2 separate regions of the Homo sapiens genome follow, and region 1 is linked to region 2. A link is a loop called in an ENCODE intact Hi-C map of the cell type or tissue named here. Cell type or tissue: mammary epithelial cell. All regions are shown on one strand. Region 1 has its middle 22 kb from the start of ABTB3. Region 2 overlaps ABTB3 (ankyrin repeat and BTB domain containing 3).

Region 1 (2,500 bases), 48 kb before region 2:
AAGTGATTCTCCTGCCTCAGCCTCCCAAGTAGCTGGGATTACAGGCATGCACCACAATACCCAGCTAATTTTTGTATTTTTAGTAGAGACAGGGTTTCACCATGTTGGCTAGGATGGTCTCGATCTCTTGACCTCGTGATCCTCCTGCCTCAGCCTCCCAAAGTGCTGGGATTACAGGCATGAGCCACTGCACCCAGCCAACATCTATCTTTAAGAGGTAAAGGTGGAAGCTATGGGGCAGGGCCTCCCAGGAAGCAGGAGGTGAGGCCAGAGCACAGGAGGAGGGATTTACCCTCAGGTGCTGCCTGACCGGTGAGTGATCCTAACCCTGAATCAGCCGCTGAGTCAGCCTCAGGGCCCTGTTTGACAGTTATGACATCTTGATCCACAGAATGGAGGACTCCCAGGCAGTGTTTCCTTGTGCTGCCTAGACACAGCTAGCCCTGGAGACCACCTCTGGGCCTCTGGTTACACTAGCTCGACAATTTCTTAGCTTCTGGTGATCCTTTTCAATCCATCACGTAAAAGGTGATTTACAACCAAACATATTACACCCCAGGTAAAAGACCGTTCATTGATCTCTGGTTTTTCCTAGGACAGATCCACCTTACTAACCAGGGTGCATTCTCAACACACAGCTCTGCACAGGTTCTTATATCTCTTCTCTGTGCCACACTTTCCATAGCTGCTTTTATTTCCTTTTCACTTTGATTCCATGTTCTCTGTACATGAAGATATCGATGATCATAACTTGAAGATGCAAAGACAGAATTTAACGTTTATGAAGTGTTTTCTCCTTTGATTCCTCTAATAACCCCACTGGGTGGGTGTGGTCATTAAATCCATCTTATGGATAAAGAAGCTAAGATTCAGAGAAGTAAAATACCTTGTTCAACTGTTCACTGGGAATAAACAGCAGAGCAGACCCCTGACTCCAGAGCTCATGCTAGAAGGAGCTGAAGCATCCAAATAGTCCACTTGAACTCTTTGATTTTGAAGTTTCAGGGGTTTAGATATAAGCGGTTTGAGGTTGAGGTATGAATTGGTTATCCATCGCCACTACAGTGCTGTGTAATAACCAACCACAAAACTTCAATGGCATATAACAATAAACATTTAGTTAGCTCACAAGTCTGCATGGTTCAGCTGTTCTGGGTGTGGCTGGGCTCACTGATGTGCCTGCAGTCAGTTGCATTTCGGCTAGTCAGCTCTGCTGACCTGGCCAGATTCATTCATTGGTGTGAGAGCTGGCTGGCCACCTATTCATCGAATAAGATGACTAGGTCCCAGCTCTGGTCCGTGTCTTTCTTCTTCCATCTAGGCTGGATGTTTGATGGTGATGGCAGAACAAATAGAAACATGCGAGTGCTTGTTCAAGTCTTTGCTTGCATCACATTTGCCGACAGTCCTTTGGCCAAAGTGAGTCACACATCCCGCCTAGATTCTGGCAGGAATTGGAAAGTCACATGGCAAATGGATATGGACAGGGTGAAGACTGGGAGCTATTAATGCAATCAGCCTACCTCAAGGCGAACGTCCAAATCAAAACCTTCTTATTTCTATCCATTTTCTACTCCACTAAAGTACAGTTAGACAGCAATGCTTTTGAAGTTCAGTGGCTTCCTATGGCAACCAGAGTAAAATACCGGTTCCTTACCGTCACTACAAAGCCTGCCATTAGTGGGTCCCTGATGACTTCTCCAAACTCAATTCTGGCCATTCTCTCCATCTCTCCCTGTGCTCCAGCCACACTGGCCACGTTTTCCTGGGTCAGGGCTTGGCACATGTTGTTCCCTTTACCTGCAAAGCATCCTAACCCCACCCTCACCCTTCATTTGGCTGCCTTCCCCTCATCCCTTAGGGCGAGGCTTAAATGTCACCTTCTTGTACCACCTGACCCAAAGTGGCAGCCTCTACCTCAGCTTCCTGTTTGTATTCTTATTTAACTCTCATCACCATTTGCAGTCGTACTTTTTACTTGTTTTCCTATCTTTTGGTCTGTCTTCCCTGCTGGGGTGCAGGTCCAGGAGGACAAGAACCTCATTGGTCATGTCCACCATTGTGTGCCTGTGCCCAGCATAGCAGTCGATGGAGAGTGGGCACTCGATACACATATGAATAAACGAATGAGTGAGTGAGTGAGTGAAGAGCTGGGATAAAGTGTTTTCTTCCAGATAAACTCTTTTTTTTTTTTTTTTTTTTTTTTTTTTGAGACAGAGTCTTGCACTGTTGCCTGGGCTGGAGTGCAATGGCACAATCTCAGCTCATTGCAACCTCTGCCTCCTGGGTTCATGCAATTTTCCTGCCTCAGTCTCCTGAGTAGCTGGGATTACAGGCGCACACCACCACACTCGGCTAATTTTTTGTATTTTTAGTGGAGATGGGGTTTCACTATGTTGGCCAGACTGGTCTTGAACTCCTGCTCTCGTGATCTGCACGCCTCAGCCTCCCAAAGTGCTGGGATTACAGGCATAAGCCACCATGCCTGGCCTCAGATAAA
Region 2 (2,500 bases):
CTAAAGGTGGCTGGAGGTGAATGTGCCATATTTGACCAATAATAACTTTGATTTGAAAGTATTGGCCAATCCGATGCCACAATGTGTTTGACTGCTAGTGTCAGAGACCAAACTAACAGTGGCTTAAACAAGGTAGGGAGTTGGTTTTCTCTTTTACAACAGTCCAAGGCAGGTAGGCAGTCCAAAGCTGGGATGGTTATTATATTAGTCCATTTTCACACCACTATAAAGAAATGCCTGAGACTGAGACATATATAAAGGAAAGAGGTTTAATTGACTTATAGTTCTGCATGGCTCGGGAGGCCTCAGGAACTTATAGTCATGGCAGAAGACGAAGGGGAAGCAGGCACCGTCTTCACAGGCAGCAGGAAGGAGAGAGAAGTGTGAGCGCAGGAAAAAGTGCCACTTTTAAAACCATCAGATTTTGTGAGAATTCACTCACTATCATGAGAACAGCATGGGGGACACCACCCCCATGATCCAATCACCTCCCAACAGGTGCCTCCCTTGACTCCTGGGGATTACAATTTGGATTACAATTCAAGAGAGATTTGGGTGGGGACAGAGAGCTAAACCTTATCTGTAGTTCTGCATCAACTCAGGCTCCTTCTGTCTTTCTGCCCTGCCAGCCTTAACACATGGATTCCAGTCTCAAGGTAGCCTCATGGTCCCAATATGGCTGCTACAGCTTCAGTCATCACATGTGCATTTTAAGCAGAATGAAGAGTGACAAAGGGTAGGAAAAAGGGTACCTACCAGTGGAGTCAGTCTTTCTTTTAAGCAGCGTCACTGGATGTCCACCTAATAATTCTTCTTATATCTCTTTGGCCAGCACTTAGTCCCCCAGCACCCATATCCCCAAGGGAGGCTAAGAAGTTTAGTTCTTTACCCAAACAGTGTTCCCACCACTACCACCCAATCATGTTAGTGAAGAAGAGGGAGAGAAGGGAAATTGGTTGGGTTGCCAACCAATAGTACTTATCGTAGCTAGTTAATGACCTATTGTGTTTCAGGCAGAGTAAGTGCCTGTCAGAGAAGGCAGTGGATATTTCCAGCCCCAGCTTTGCAGTTTTCTGCCAGTGAATCCCAGGACATCAGAGGTCAGGTTTCTCTAAGACCTCATCCCCAGTCAAGTGTTTGTTGAATGATTCACCTTGAGTCCCTCAAATCACTGAACTACAATTGACCTCGTGGAGGGATGATGGCTGACACCTTTGTCATGGCCAGCTCATCACCTCCCACTGAGGAATGTTCTTGGCATTTTCCAGATCACATTAAGATTTGTTAAAGCAGAGGTAGAGCCAGAACAGCCTCTGTATTAAATTCATTGTCCCTAGTGCATGATAATAAACATAATCTTGAGTCCATGCAACTTTGAGCTTTAACACAGACTTAATTTAATATTTCTGTAGGTTTTAATATAGTGCCTTGATTAATAAGAGTGAATTCTGATTTTTAAAAATGATTGATTTGCTTTTAAAATCACCCTGGTGGGTAAAAGGGCTCTAAAAGAAATTAGCCTTGGATTAGAAAGCACTCAACCTCATAACTTTATGGCCAGACCTTGTTTATTTCCAGTGGAAGATAACCATTTTCCAGCCTAGTCCTTCATCCAGGCTTGTGAGATATGGAGCTGGATACCACCCTTGCTTTTCCTGTTGCTCAGGAGGTTCTTCCTACCTGGAAGGAGAGCCCCTTTTCACCCACCTGAAAGTGTTCTCTTTTCAGGGTATTTAGTGCATAGAGATAAACATGAAATATAAGATCATGGGCTACCTCTGGGTTGAATAGATGGGCAAAAAAAGAGTGATAAAGGCAGAAGACTCTTTACAAATAAGTAGACACCTTGATGGGCCTGAAAAATGGATCTCCAAGGCTATTCATAAGGCAAGTGGATGCTCCATTCTCTGGCTTTGGAGCTCTCTATGAAGGGAGAGTTTTATAGGATTTGCCCAGCAAAGAGAATTGGAAGGAGGTTTGTTTTTTCTTTGGATAAAATGGGTGTGGTATCTTTGGATTCTTTTCAGTTGCAAGTGATAAAAAAAAAAATCCAACCCAAACTCACTTAAGCAGAAGGGGGGGATTATTGGTTCATGTACAAGAGAAGCCCAGGGACAGGGTTGGCATCAGGGGCTGCCCATGCTGACTGGCTTGGGCCAGATAGGACACCCCCAACCCTGGAGCTGGGGCTAGATCAGCTGCTCCCAGACCACACTAGAGTGGAGGAGGGACTGAATTCCCCAAAGGAAAACAAGGAAACCTAGGGAGACAAAAAAAAATGCCCATTCTGCAATGTATTTTTCCCCAAAATTTGAACTGACTGTGGGCAGGTGTTGGCAGTAGGGCTTGGTGGGTGGGGAGGTGGGACAAAGCCTGGGATCTTAAGAGGAAACAGTGGGTAGAAGGAAATGAATGACGAGCTAGAGAAGCTACTTGGACGTAAGGAGATGGCTGCTCTTTTCGTTCAATAGTTACTGGATTCCAAAAGTTTTACAAGACA

The links. Peaks named below come from ENCODE experiments on the same cell type or tissue, not always from the same donor. Only the 100,000 strongest peaks of a DNase experiment are listed, where the experiment ranks them.
Region 1: it touches region 2 in a loop (6-fold over the local background); 1 of 110 quality-filtered maps calls a loop at or near these places.

What each region holds. Positions count from the first base shown.
Region 1 is chr12:107,295,596-107,298,095 of GRCh38, forward strand. No RefSeq gene overlaps it. Among named protein-coding and RNA genes, the nearest start is that of ABTB3, 22 kb to the right of the region's middle. In mammary epithelial cell, no CTCF peak of the experiment used is centred here; DNase peaks (open chromatin) are centred at 326 and 1,326; H3K27ac peaks cover 954 bases.
Region 2 is chr12:107,343,430-107,345,929 of GRCh38, forward strand. All of the region lies in intron 1 of ABTB3 (ankyrin repeat and BTB domain containing 3), which reads left to right. Among named protein-coding and RNA genes, the nearest start is that of ABTB3, 26 kb to the left of the region's middle. In mammary epithelial cell, no CTCF peak of the experiment used is centred here; a DNase peak (open chromatin) is centred at 1,162; H3K27ac peaks cover 1,294 bases.